Linked DNA regions of Homo sapiens: region 2 is linked to region 1. Evidence: read pairs that join two places in POLR2A ChIA-PET (ENCODE). Cell type or tissue: A673. All regions are shown on one strand. Links, peaks and the distances in the headings refer to the core of each region. The heading gives the core; the rest is flanking DNA.

Region 1 (7,709 bases), core at 1,504-6,503:
AAACTGTTAGATTTTTTTAGCCTGTTTGATGTTCTATTTGCACTGAAAAATTGTAATGAAAATGTGGGCTTGAATTATGCAAAAGAGAGTTAAAATACGAAATTTGAGAGTGGGCTAAAAAATCGACTTTACTAAAATATTACAATGAAATCATCTGTTAAATAAAACAAGCCTGAGAAGAAACAAAGATAATAATGGTAATAGATATATAGACTTGAAGTAGGATTTCTGATGCTAACCATACGGCTTCCTCGATTGCAAATATTGATGCTTCTAAATAAGGCAATGACTTTTTAAAAATTTTAACAAGCAAATATGCTTATTGATAGACACAATGGATGATTCCTTAAAACAATTCATGTAATATATGCAACTAAAATGATTTATTGATGCTATCTTTCTAATTTCATTTTGAAGAGAATAGTTGGAGTACTAACAGAAAAAACCCCAGAGTTTCCAATGAAGCATTTTAAAATTTAAAATGTAAAATGTCTGTGATAGCATTTAAATTATAAAGGCCATGAGTATTAGTCAGAGTTCTCCAGAGGAAAAGAACTAATAGGAGATATACATATATATATATATATACACGTGTATATATGTATATGGGAATTTATTAGCTAGTATTAAATCACAAGATCATAGGTCCCACAGTAGGCCATCTGCAAGCTGAGGAGCAAAGAAGCCAGTCCAAGTCCCAAAGCGGAAGAACTTGGAGTCCGATGTTTGAGGGCAGGAAGCATCCAGTATGGGAGAAAGATGTAGGCTGGGAGGCTAAGCCAGTCTTGCTTTTTTTACATTTTTCTGCCTGCTTTATATTCGCTGGAAGCTGATTAGATGGTCCCCACCCAGATTAAGGATAGGTCTGCCTTCCTCAGGCCACTGACTCAAATGTTAAACTCCTTTGGCAACACCCTCACAGACACACCCATGATCAATACTTAGCAATCCGATACTTCAATCAAGTTGACACTCAGTATTAACCATCACACCATGCCTTTCTTCCTGTCCTGCTTTTGGTTTTGAAATTTCTGCCTTAATGAAAATCTTTAATAAGATTAGAATGCCACATTTTATCAGTGGATTGAAGTGCGTATGATTTTTCATGGATCTATTATTCAAATGACAATGATACTATTTGGTTGACTGCATGGTATCACAGTATCTATAGATACTTTTTTCCAAAATATTATGAAAATATATTTAAATATTTTACAGACAGTTAAAAATGCAGAGATAAATACCCTTTGTTGTATCACAAAGTTTATATTTCCAACCATAAACAATTTTTTTTCTATATCTCTATGCCTATTGTGACCTGGGCCCCTTCATCCTCTCTCTTCTATTCAAGTGATTCAGAAATATGCACTACAGGAAACACGGCTGAGAACTACGCTTGGTTCTGTGGAAAGAAAAAAAAATAAGAGTAATTTTTTTTTGCTGAAGAATATCATAAGATAACGTTTGCATTTTATGTTGGTTCCTATGTGTGTACCTGTAAAGCTATGTGCTCTTTGGTGAAGAGGAAAATAGAAAATGAGAGAACACAGAAGGTAAAGTGCAGAAGAGAGTGGAGTACTTACCTCAGAAGGTTTCCATCAAAGAGCAGCAGTGGGAGAGTTTGATTCTAAATATTAGGGTCAGAGAAGTATTTGTATATGATGTAACATTTGAATTGAAATTTGAATCAGGAATAAGATATCATCAACCTGAGCAAGGTGAGAAGGATGAAGTAACAGCATGAGCAATATACATAGATATAAAAATGCACAGCATTTTCAGTAGATGATGAGCACTTTGAATCCAATATTTGAGGACTGAATTGGCTATAATCCTGGAAAAAATATCAGGTTCAAATTATGGAAGTTTTTTAATTGTTTGCTAGGAAATTTGAATTCCATTCTAAGCAATTGAGAATCATGGGGGATTTTTAAAAAGTTAAATGACAAAATCAGATCTGTGTTAGGGAAGGAAATTCTGACAAAAAACATAAGAGAAGGATTAAAGAGAGAAGAAAGGGAGACCTGGAAGCAAATTAAAATAGTGTCACAGTATTGTATAAAATGATCAAGAAATAAGTAAGGTAAGAATGAACTCTTAAGTCAAAAAGGATCAGTATGATTTACTTGAAAGTTTAATTCCAATTTGTGGCAGAAATGGCCATATCAGCATGAATGGAAACACCTGTCACCGATAGTTGTTACCTTCATTGGTACACTTTATTTTAGAATCTAATTTTACATGTTTACAATTTATAGTCAGTTGACTATACATTAAAAATACATTGTTTTATTGAGGATTGCATGTGTATTAAGATAGATAATAATACCTGTAATAACACTTCAAAAATATATACATGTTAATATATTATTTATCATAGATTAAAGTAAAATGTTATGGCTTATTCGTAAGATTTTATACATTAAAAACTGAGCTTAGAAATAGGTATCTTTTGAGTTACATATAGTTTAGTCTGACAGCGGAAATACACGTTTAGCATTTTTTAAATTCTTTGTCTTACAAAGTTAACTTTTGGTTGAAAATACATTCCTGCTTAAATCCGGGATTTAACACATTGCTTGTCTGCAAATCACACTGCCTCTTAATTCAGATAGCATTTCATCTTCACTTCACAGGCTAATGTTCTTTTGTTTTGCATATATGCCCTACAATGCTGATAGCAAAGCCATACACTAAAGTCATCTGTCAGGACCCAGGGGATTTTGATAATATTCAAGCTTCTTCAAGGTATGAGATACATTCAAGCTTCTTCAAGGTGTGAGGTCAACTCCATAAATATTTGGGAAGAATTTAAATTGTCGGAAAGTAGAAACTAACACCTATCAATAAAATTAGTTATGAAAGAGCAGGGAATTAGCCTCAAGAGTCTGTGTTGCCACCTGGGAATTTATTCAATTGGGGTGAGTTTTAACAAAAAAGTAGCATTTGTTAGAATGCATTTTTGTTTATTTTATTTTATTTTATTTTATTTTAAAGACTGAGTTTTGCTCTTGTTGCCCAGGCTGGAGTGCAATGACGCGATCTCGGCTCGCCGCAACCTCTGCCTCCCGGGTTCAGCGATTCTCCTGCCTCAGTCTCCCGAGTAGCTGGGATTACAGGCGCCCGACACCACGCCCAGCTAATTTTTGTATTTTCAGTAGAGATGGTGTTTCACCATGTTGACCAGGCTGATCTCAAACTCCTGACTTCAGGTGATCCACCTGCCTTGGCCTCCCAAAATGCTGGGATTACAAGCGTGAGCCACCGCGCCTGGCCAAAACGCATTTCTGTTGGTGTACTGCAGGTCAGTTCTTTGAGTAGTCTTGGACTAATCCAGTTATTTCTCCTTTCTCACTTTTAGTTATCAAGAATAACTGTAGGATATGCTTGGAATGCAACACCCTGAGATAAGAAAGTAACAGCTGAAATCGTTTCCGCTCTGTTCCTGTCCTCCCCTAGAAACAGGAAGTCCTTTAATGCTTTCTTCCTGTGTGTCATGTTGCCCTGTGAGGTAAAAAATTCAGAGCAAGCTGATTTCTGCGGTCTGTCCCTGGGATGTAAAACTCAGAATGGACTGTTTCCTGGGGACCCTCAATTGTGATGAAAGAGAGATATACACAAGTGAGACTCCAGTCACCTCACGTGGCTTCACGGAAACTTACAGGACCAGCTCACAATAAATCCAAGGCTTCTGTTTCCCTTTTAGCCTATCTCTAAGTAATAGACCTGCTTCATATAACTCGTATGTGTGGGTTTTCTTTTTCACCATACTCAGACAAGTTGGTTACCAGTGCACAGTAAGCCTACTTTACATATGCCTACCAATAAACCAATATTGTTAAGTCAAATAATAAATTGTGTTTGCTTAAAAGAGCTTTTACTTACCATGTTTTAGTGTGAAGGATACAGTATCTATTCTTATTTCTAGTCAAAGTTACTAGATGATGTAAATTATGTCAAATATCTCTACTCAGTATTATAGATATTATTTTTATAAAATGTGTTAGATTCTTATGAGTTTAAAAATAAACTTTAATAAAAGATAAACATTCAGCTGCATTCTCTGAATGTGAGATAAATGTAGATTCTTCTTCATGGAATGTTTATTACCTTGGATAACCAAGCCACGGTTGTTTTTTTTTTTATGATTCCACAAAATCCTAATACTTAGAATTCAATTCCATTTCTGTGATTTGAATGTGTCCTCCAGAAAGCATGGGCTGGAAACTTAATTTCTAATGTAACAGTATTGGGAAATGGGGCCTAACGGGAAGTATTTTGGTCATGAGACCTCTACACTTATGAATGGATTAATAGCAATTATAAAATGCCTTGAGGCTGTGAGTTCACTCTCTCGCTTTCTCTTTCCCTCTTTTGCCCTTCCACTATGGGATGATGCAGCAGGAAGGCCTTCACCAGATGTCAGTCCCTCGATCTTAGACTTCACAGCATCCAAAACTGTGAGCCAATAAATTGTTATTCATTATAAATTACTCAGTCTCTGATATTCTGTTAGTGCAGCACAAAATGAACTAAGACAATATGGTATCTTTAGACATTGCTCTTCTGATAGTGATAAAGTGCTCGTAACAGGGTGAGAAATTGTTAATTTCGTTCACAAATTTGTATGTCTTGCTCTCTAAGGATTATCTCACTTTTTAATTTCAACTTTATTTTCCCCTGCCTGAGGTACATTTTTATATTTTTCAATTCTATCATGAGCCATATTCTATCATGACTTATTCTCAATTTTCTGAATGCTTAAAAATAAAGTGTATGTCCAATATTTCAACTTTTAATTATTTTTATAAATATGTAAATTAAATACAAGTGTTTGCATTAATAAAGATTATTTTGTTTGTACTTTTAATTGGCGTTTTTCTTTGAAATTGGTAAAATGTATCTGTTAAAATTAAAAGACAATATAATATAATTAAAATGTGAAAATTTATTTACATAAAATTAATTTTATTGTATACATTCATCTAAATGTCATCAACAGCATTTTACAGTAAAACTGCTTCCAATTCTAAGTTTCAAAGTCATCTACCTGACAGTATAAAGAATGGTGATGCACTTCATGCATGTTATGTCTAAAGAGCATAGACAATTTCAAGAGTAAGATAAATTGTTTAATATTACAAATGTACATCAGCCTCCGTTTGCCATTGTTGTGAAAACCATTTCTAATTTATGAGTTCCTCTGAAATCACAAATGGGAACATCAAGATAAGCAAGGAAACAGATGTTTGGAACTACTGGGAATCAATACCTAATTATGCAAGAATCTATTGCATTCTTGCTGTCTGAGAAGAAGGATTTGACAAGTTAATTAATTTGTCTTTCCTCCTATCTAAGCACATCCATCACTCAAATCCTACATACACTCTGAATCAATATCTATCTCTAACATTGGCAGGAATGCAATATACAAACTTCATGACAGTCAGAAGCAGTTGCAGTTTGTTATGAGGTCACAGGACTCTTGTCCTATATGGAAGACTGCCTTCTTAGAGACGGAAAGGTGTTACCACTACAGTAGATGTGTAGATTTTATAGATGTTGCTCTGCCAAGTGCTGAGTGCCATAACTATGAAAGAAATTCCTTTATCCTCCTTAATAAGTATATTTTTTCGGTTTGTGCTTATGAATTATGTCCTCAAAAATTCCAGGCCTTTCTTGCTTGAGTATAAAGGCAATACTAATGCAAGTAATGTATAGGTTTAACAAGTTATTTGGATATTATGCTAATTCCTCATGGTAACTGTATGACCTTCAGTAGTCCTAAATTACATAAGAAATAATTGACTTTTAACGTAGAGTAAATCTTCTCAACGAGCTTGTAAAAAAGTAGCTTTATGTTTTCTTGTTAGACGACCAGTGTTTAATCTATCATAGCTGGACTAGTCAGAAATGAAATAAGTAACAGTTAACTGACTAAACAAATTCCATTGCTTTTAAATTCTCCAACTCAACACCCTCAGTAAATTTAATTCTCTGAAGTTCTAACTTCTGCCCTTACACCATCTGGACTCCATGGCCTACACAGCTTATTATCAAAACTGAATCTTGTGAGTGTGTTCATTCCTTTGCCTTTCTCTCATCCAATAGCCTTACTCCTGGTAAAAACCCACCTACTTTCTTCTTCATGTATGCATGCAGTTAAACATTTCTGGGGAAATAAACAATCAGATACCCCAAAAATTGACCAGGCTTACTTTAAATTAACAACCAAAAATGTCAAATCGACAAATATTGCTCAGTGGTACCACATATTTTTTCATGACTTTGCTCCCTCAGTCTCCAAAGCAACTGTTTTGTATTTCCTTAACCATTAAATATCCCCCATTCTTCTACTCAAATGATGATATTGCCTTGTACTTCAATAAAAGAGGAAAAATCACAAGAAACCAATATATCATTTAAATGACAACAATCAAGGTTTGCCCTCCTTCCTGTTACAATGAATCCTTTGCCTCTGCTTTCAAATCTATGTGCCTTATCAGCATCATATTCCCTTTTGCTATGCTAGAAACTTCCTAAATCTAATTATCTCCTCTGAAGAGCATCAAATACTCTCATTGTACTTGATCAATCCCCTCACGTGCCAAGATGCTTTAATGTCTTCTATCATAAAACAAGAGTAAAGAAGTTCTCACTTTTGCTTATATCCCCTTTTAACTACAATTATTTTCTTACAGTGAACCTTTAGAACAAAGCTTAAAGAAAAAAACTATATCTTGCTGTCCCTACTTCTGTCCCTCCCGTTTTCTCCTTAACTAACTTCACTGAATTTCCTGTTTCAAAAAGTGCACCAAGTGCTCTTGTTAATGCCATCAAAGAAGACTGTTTCCTGCTTCATATGGGACCCTTTCTCTGGTTTCTTCCTTGTTAAAACTTTAAAAGCTCTGAGTATTGTTTAGATCTTCTTTACTCCTCAATTTCCTAGATAGTTTAACTTAATTCTATAACTTACGTAATAGCTATATGTACCTATATGTTAATGACCTTTATCACTGCAAATGTGTATACCATCTACTTGATTACTTGACTTACACACTTGAATTTCTTGTAGGTTCACATTTCTTCTTCAAATAGAACACTTAATTCTCATATTCACCCACATACACTCAGGATGCTTTTTTCCTGTCTTTCCTATCTCAAAGAATTATGCTATAATATATACAATTTTAAAGTCAAAATACCTAGGAGTTTTCCTTTACGACTCTATTCCCTTTATCCTCTGTATCCATTTTGTTCCCTCACAATCTACGTCTATTTCATTCATTACCATCCATATCTATTCCATTGATTATATCTGTTTGCATAATGTGTGCTAAATTGTATCAGCCCAGTATTCTCTGCCTCGATCACTACCGTACACCACAATCATTTCTCACTGGACATTGTTAGAATGCAGAATTTTACACCCTGCCCCAGATCTACTTAAATAGAATCAGCATTTTAACAAGAACCTCTTCCCATGTGATTATGAGTATTAAAATTTGAGAAGTCTTGTTTTATAAAATCTGACCCCTATCAACCACTTTGAAATCACGTATTAGACTTCACCTGTGGCCTATGATATCTTTCTGTTTCCCTAAATCTTCAGTTTTTTTGTTTTCTGTTTTGTTTTGTTTTGTTTTGTTTTGTTTTTTCTCCGTAGGACCTTTGCAACAGTTGCATTCATTCCTCAGGAGGCTTTCTCT
Region 2 (7,709 bases), core at 1,014-6,013, 300 kb after region 1:
GTTGTGTTTTATCCAGTAGAAACAGGAAATCCTTCAGAGTCAGAGTATGCTCTCAAAATACATCCAGAAATTGAGCGTTATTTCACTGCCTTTGCTGCTATAACCATTGTCTAAGCTATATTTCTTACTGGAATTATGTTGTATTCCTGGACTCCTATCTGGTCTCCTGAATTCATATTTTGTGCACACCCTGCCTTGTTTATTATCAATAGGATTGTGAGAGCACTCCGGTATTCATTCAAGGAATATTCACAGAAAGTCTACTTCTATTAATAGACATTTTAAAGGCTTGCGTTAGACCATATAATCCATCTGCTCAAAACTCTGCAATTGCTCTTCTTTCCTCAATGTAAATTGTAAAATTCTCATTATGGTATATAAGTGGGTGATTATACATTATAGTTTGCTTTGGGGAATCACTGTTTTTACCTGATTCTCTGCATAATTATTAGTAACTCAGTTCTTCAAACATGAACTATTTGACATTCTATGTTCTACCTCCATAGCCCTGGCCCACTTTGCTCCAGATTTTGTTGTTATTGTAACACATCTGGTATTCTTCCACCTTAGATCTTTTGTTCTGGCTATTAACTTCTGCCTAGAAACTCTTCCTTCAGATTCACAACATCTTTATATCTATTAAGTTTTTGTTCAAATATTACCTTTACCTTATAGCCTATCCTGACCACTCTAGTTAAAATGGTAAACCTACACTCCTGAACTCCTTTAACCTGTTTGAACATTTTAACAAGAACACTCAAAATCTTCCACTATACTGCATACTTTCTGTGTTATATTTCTATTTTTGTGTCATTCTTGCTGGAGAGTCAGTATCTTTAAAAATCTGTTGATGTTATTCTACTACCTAGGAAAGGGTTTAACAAGCAAATAATTATTTTACAAAATGAGTACATAATGCCGTAATATTACCTACTCAGATTTCAGGATGATGAAGTGTTCATTCATTGGGCATTGCCCTCATCAGTCTATAATAAGATAAAAATGAAAGATTCTTGTACATTAATGTAGAAGTCATTAAAAGAAAAGACGAGGTGAAGGGAATGACTTGCCTGAATAGAGAAAAGCAAAATGAAAATGAAGGTAAGGTTAGAAAGCTGGAAAGACTTCCTGTTTATTTTCCCTAACATGCAGGAGAGTAATGGAAAGAATATAGATGCTTCATAGCATCATTGAGAAGCTAAGCCCTTTAATGGAACTAAGGCTGATCTGCTATCTACAGATTCATCACTGAACTTGTTACTGAAGAATAAGTAATAAAAATGTGTCCCTTACTCAATAGTGATTTGTCAAAGTTTAAATAAAACACATAAATTGCATGGGAAAATGTTTATCACAGAGTGTTAAATAATTGCTAGTTATTTTTATATGAATACAGTAAAAACATGGTTATTTGTGGGATTGAGGGACTGAAGGGATTCTAAAATGACATGATGGTTTCTGGCTTTTCCATTGGAATTTTATAACTTTTATGTTGTCATGTAGCTATTTTGTTTCTTTATCATACATACATGTTTCAGGGTTTATATCTAAAAGTTAATAACTATTAAAATCACAAGTCACACATATATGTGCTGCTATATTACATCACTCAAAAAAGTAATTTTTTTAATGGCCAAGCCAAATGGTTTAGGCAAACATTGCCTCAGCACATTGGAAAGGACTATGGATAGCATGCTAAGAATGTGTTGAAGCTCTTATTGCTAGGGAGAAAAAACTCAAATGAATGACTCAAGAATTTAGTGATCACCATTGAGTAATGGAATAGTTGTTGCAAATTAGGTGTTGCAAATAGTTGTAATCAGAATCAGGAACACCTAATCAAGGCATGCTTCAGCTTTCTTACCTTTTTAAGTCAATCACAATTAGGTTGGGATATATTAACATGCAAGTAAGAGAAATAAGGGAACCTGACCAGAGGAGCCTTTAGGCAAAGGAAATGAAGTAAGAGTAATTAGCAACACATACCATTAAAATGTCCTTAGCATTTATCTTTAGGTTTGCTTGAATTCAGTGTCTTCACTCCTTTCAACATAAGCTGACAAATAATGCAATTTTCTTTACATTCCTACTGACAAAATTTGATAAATAGTCAGTGTACTCACTATTGTAAATGTCACACAGAATTACAAAAGTGTCTTCTAAAACATTTCATTAGCAAGATAAATTTAATCAGAAATAACATGTATTTACTTTGAGCCCCTGTTCCATGAGTCTGAGCACCATAGAGTTTGGGTGGATTGTCGCAAGTAATATCCAGTAAATTCCAAGTCTAGATGGTATCATGACTAAATAAACTTGAAATTAAATGCACTAGCTTCAACCTGTTAACAAAAATCTAGGTTAACATGGGTCATAATAATAGTAAGTTTAACTGGGTTTAACACCAGAAGAATTGGTATTAAAATACATGGATTCATCATAGAAAAAAATAGAAGTTTAAGCTGAGTCACACAGCTCTAATTTAGCTCTCTTAGTATTAATAACTGGCTGGAAGATACTAGTGTAAATCCAAGTTGACAGCTTGAAGAATAGAATTGGCATCTAAAACTATCTAGATTAACTAGCACTTTACTGGTTCCAAAGAAATGTAGGCAACATCATCAAAAAATAATTCTTATGTAGTCACTCCTGTAGAAAGTCTTTGAAAACCAATTTAAAGCTTAACTACTACAGTTAAATAATTTAAGACAAAATCCTCAGAAACTCTGCATTAATGACACATTAAAAATATATATTCTTAAGTTTAAAAGATCCATAAGTAGATAATCACAAGTAAGAAATCCATTAATATGAGTATCAGTAATAAGGCCACTAACAGAGGTGAAATAATTAAAATTGCACAATTAAAGTGCTCATTAATACACTAAATACTATAGTATTAAAGAGATTGAGTAACGTTTTTGAAAGGTATACTTAATTTAAAAAAATATTGTATGAAGAAAACTAGTAACTTCAGGCAATTCTCTAAAAATAGTTAAATAGCAACATTTTAAACCATGAAGTTTAAATAGCACATTTTTTTTCCACACAAAGAATAATTTACACACAACTTCTCATTTGGAGTTAATCTGAGAGAAAATATGGTAATGTAGACAGAGCAGTGACCTTGAAGTCAGGGATTATAGAGTACAATTTTAAATATCAAAATCTAACTTTATGACCTTGGTCAAAGACTCCAAATTTTCATTGCCTCTTTATCTGCCCGTATTGTAATATATTAGGAATAAATTGCAAATAGTACATTGAAGCTTTAAAAGTGATATAAAAATCCATCTTAAATAAAGGCTTGGAATTTTTTAATAGCAGTAACAAGAATTGTGATTTTACTTTTTACTGAAATTACTAGATGTATCAATCAAAACAATTACTAATATTTAGAAAAAACTGTGGTGTATAAATAATAGATGGCATTTAAATATAAATTGTATTAGGATCCACCAGAGAAATAAAATTAATAGGATCTGGATATTAGTATAAAGAAATTTATTTTAAGGCATTGGCTTACAGAATTATGAAGTCTGACAAGTCCAAAATCTACAGTTCAAGTCCCAGAGCCTTCAGGCTGGATTCCAGGAAAGAGACAATGCAGTCTGAAGTCTGAGGTGTGATAATTTAGGGAAGAGACAAGGTTGCAGTTCAAGTCTGACAGCCATCTGCTGGCAGAATTCTTATCCGCAGGAGGTCGGTCCTTTGGTCTATTCAGCCCTTCTGCTGATTGGATAAAGCCGACTCATCATTCTCAGCAAACTATCATAAGGACAAAAAACCAAACACCGCATGTTCTCACTCATAGGTGGGAATTGAACAATGAGAACACATGGACACAGGAAGGGGAACATGACACACTGGGGCCTGTTGTGGGGTGGGGGGAGGGGGTGAGATAGCATTAGGAGATATACCTAATGCTAAATGACCAGTTAATGGGTCAGCACACCAACATGGCACATGTATACATATGTAACAAACCTGCACATTGTGCACATGTACCCTAAAACTTAAAGTATAATAATAATAAAATAAAATAAAAAAACAAGATAAAAAAAAAAAACCCGACTCATATTAGGGAAAGTAATCCGCTTTTCTCAAAAAGTCCCTTGATTTAAGTGTTAATCTCGTAAAAAAAATACCCTCACAGAAACATCCAGAATGTTTGACCATGTATCTAGGCACTGTGGACCCGCAAAGTAGAGACATATAGTTAACCATTATATAAACTAAATATGATTATAAATTATGAATCCAATATATTAATTATTCTTTGTTTAACTTTACAAAATGGTCTTGGAATTTATATAAGGCAAAGTAGTTACCAAATAAATGTCAGAAGAATCCCAAAGTTTCCACAATCCTTTGTCCTTATCAGATGGATATTCTATGTACTTATTCTTTTGCCCTTTAAAGTTCATATAAAGACTTGTACATAGATAAAACATTGTAGCTTCCCCTGAGTTTTCATTTGAAATACTCCCTTGCTTCTTTCTTGCATTTCCCCACATCTTGTTTTTCATATATGAAGAACTTACATCCAAGTCTACTACTGTGGCCTTTATTATGTTGAGTTAAATTTCTTCTTTACCAAGTTTATTGAATATTTTTATCATAAAAGAGTATTGAATTTTATCAAATGCTTTTTCTGAATCTATTAAGATGATTATGCTCATCTGATTAGTACACTTTGTTTTTGTTAATGTGGTGTATCATATTTGCATATATTGAAATATCCTTGCCGCTCAAAGATAAATCTCACTTGAACATACTGTATGATGTTTTCAATGTTCTGTTGAGTTCAACAGCTATTCAGTTTGCTATTATTCTGTTAATAATTTTGGAACTAGGTTTTATCAAGTATATTTCTAGCTTGAAGTTTATTCTTCTTGCAGTACTTTTGCCTAGCTTTGCTGGGCAATGTTGCCATCATAAAATAAGTTTGTAATGCTGACATCATAAAAATAAGTTTGTAAATGTGTCCTTCTCTTCAATTCTTGAGAAGAGAAGCTTCTCTTCAATTCTTGAGAAGAGAAGCTTCTCTTCAATTCTTGAGAAGAGAAGCTTCTCTTCAATTCTTGAGAAGAGAAGCTTCTCTTCAATTCTTGAGAAGAGAAGCTTCTCTTCAATTCTTGAGAAGAGAAGCTTCTCTTCAATTCTTGAGAAGAGAAGGAATGGCATAATTCATTTCAAATATTTGGTAGAATTCACCTGTGGAGCAAATTGGCCCCGGGCTTTTCTTAATTGGGACATTATTGTTTACTTATTCAATCTCCTTACGTGTTGTAGGTCTGTTCAGGTTTTCTGTTTCTTCATAATTCATTCATAGCAGGTGTATGTTTTTAGAAATTTATCTATTCCACCTAGATTATCCATTGTTTTGATGTACAGTTGCTCATATGTTCACAGTAGTTTTTATGTATGCAACATCAGTTATAATATCTCCTTTTAATTTCTGATTTTGTTTGTTGAGTTTTCTGCCTTCTTTCTTGTTTTAAGAAAGTTTTGTCATCGTATAAAACCCCAATACCTAGTTTTGTTGGATTTTCTATTCTCCATTTTGTTTATTTCTGCTTTAATCCTTCTTCTTCTAATTTTGGGCTTAGTTTGTTCTTTTCCTGGTTTCTCTAGGTATATACGTAAGTTGTTTATTGATGCTCTTTCTTCCTTGTTAATGTAGGCCATTTATTGATATAAAATTCCCTCTTAGTACTGCTTTTGCTTCATTCCTTAAGCTTTGGTGTGTTTTGTTTTCATTATCATTTTTTACGAAGTATTTTAGAATTTCTCTTTTCTTTTTTCACCCATTGGTTGTTCAGGTGTGCATTGTTTAATTTCTATATACACCCTGATGTTGAGTGCATATGTTTTGGATTGTTGTAATTCCCTGATGACTTGGATCTTTTATTATTATAGATTAACTTCTTTGTCTTTTGGTCTTTTGAGATAATTTTTGATTTAAGTCTATTTTGTTTGATATAATTTTAACCTTGACTCCTTTTTTTTCTACTGTTTGCATGGAATACCTTTTTTCATCTTTTTATGTTCAACATTTGTATGTTCTTAAATTTAAGTTGAGTCCTGATATGGTTTGGCTCTGTTTCCTCTCCCAAATCTCATCTCGAATTGTAATCCCCACATGTCAAGGAAGGGACCTGTAATCCCACATGTAGAGGGAGGGAGGTGATTCGATCATGATGTTCTCATGGTAGTGAGTGAGTTCTCATGAGATCTGAAGGTTTTATAAGTGTTTGTAAGTTCCTCTTTCACTTCTCTCTTTCCTACTGCCTTGTCAAAAAGGTGCTCGCTGCTTCTTTACCTTTCACCATAATTGTAAATTTTCTTAGGCCTTCCCAGCCATGCAGAACTGTGAGTCAATTAAACCTCTGTCCTCTATAAATTATCCAGTCTTGGGCAGTATCTTTATAACAGTGTGAAAAGAGACTAATACAAGTCCCTTATAGATATTTTCTTTGTGGTTATCATAAAGATCTCATATAAGTTCTTATTCTTATAATAGTCATTTTAAGTTGAAATAATTTATCATAAATTGCATATATGTAAAGCTACACTTTTACTTCTCCTGCAAACACACTTTATGCCACTGATGTTACAGTTTACATCTTGTATATTGTGTATCCATTAAAATTTTATGTAATTGTAGTTATTCTTAATATTTTTGTCTTTTAACTTATGTACTAAAAATTACAATGTATTTACATGCCCCCATTACTGTATTCTGTATTTGCCTATATATTTGCTTTGCCAGTGAGTTATACTTTCATATACCTTCATGTTTCTATTTAATGCCCTTTTGTCTCAAACTGGAGGACTTCCTTTAGCATTTATTATAAGAAAGGTTAGTGGTGATAAACTGCCTCAGCTTTTGTTTATATGGGAAAGTTTTTATTTCTTCGTGTTTGAATGGCACTTTTACCAAATACATATTCTTAGTTGGCGGATTTTTTTCTTTCAGCACTTTGAATCTATCATCCCACTTCTTTCTGCCCTGAAATGTTTCTGTTTAGCAAAGTGCTGATATGGAAGCTCTCTTGCATATGATGAGTGTCGTTTCTCTTGCTGCTTTCAAATTCTCTGTTTGTCTTGATCGTTTGATGATGTGATTGTGATGTGTCTCAGAATAGATTTCTTTGAGTTCCTCTACTTAGAGATCTTTTGGTCTTCATGATCTGAATATACATTTTTCTCCTTAGGTTTAGGGAGTTTTCTTTAAAGAATATATCTGACCCTCTCTCTATCTCTTCTCCCTCTGTGACTTCCATAAGGCATTCATTGGTCGCTTAATGATGTTTTGTATGTTTCTAATTTTTTTGCCTGATTTTTCTTTCTTTTTTTGTTCCTCTGAGTTTACTGATTCTTTTCTCTGCTTGATCAAGTCTGCTTTTGGTACTCTGTATTGATTTCTTTTTGTTTCAGTTATTGTATCTCTAGCTCTATAATTTCTATTTGGTTATTTTTATGGCTTCTATATTTTTATTGATATTCTCGTTTGTTCATGCATTATTTTCCTGATTCCATTTAGTTGTGTAGTGTGTTCTCTTATAATTTACCAAGCTTCTTTAAGACCTTCATTTTGAATTCCCTGTCAGACAATTCACAGATCTTCATTTCTTGAAGGTCAGTTAGTGGAGATTTATTTTGTTCATTTGTCATGTTTCCATGATTATTCATGTTTCTTGTTG

The links. Peaks named below come from ENCODE experiments on the same cell type or tissue, not always from the same donor. Only the 100,000 strongest peaks of a DNase experiment are listed, where the experiment ranks them.
Region 2: POLR2A ChIA-PET joins it to region 1 with 7 read pairs; 1 of 35 experiments calls an interaction of 5 or more read pairs at or near these places.

Annotation. Positions count from the first base shown.
Region 1 is chr4:116,527,866-116,535,574 of GRCh38, reverse strand. No RefSeq gene overlaps it. Among named protein-coding and RNA genes, the nearest start is that of MIR1973, 230 kb to the right of the region's middle. In A673, for the core only: no CTCF peak of the experiment used is centred there; DNase peaks (open chromatin) are centred at 3,454 and 4,344; H3K27ac peaks cover 4,295 bases.
Region 2 is chr4:116,228,198-116,235,906 of GRCh38, reverse strand. No RefSeq gene overlaps it. Among named protein-coding and RNA genes, the nearest start is that of MIR1973, 68 kb to the left of the region's middle. In A673, for the core only: no CTCF peak of the experiment used is centred there; a DNase peak (open chromatin) is centred at 3,736.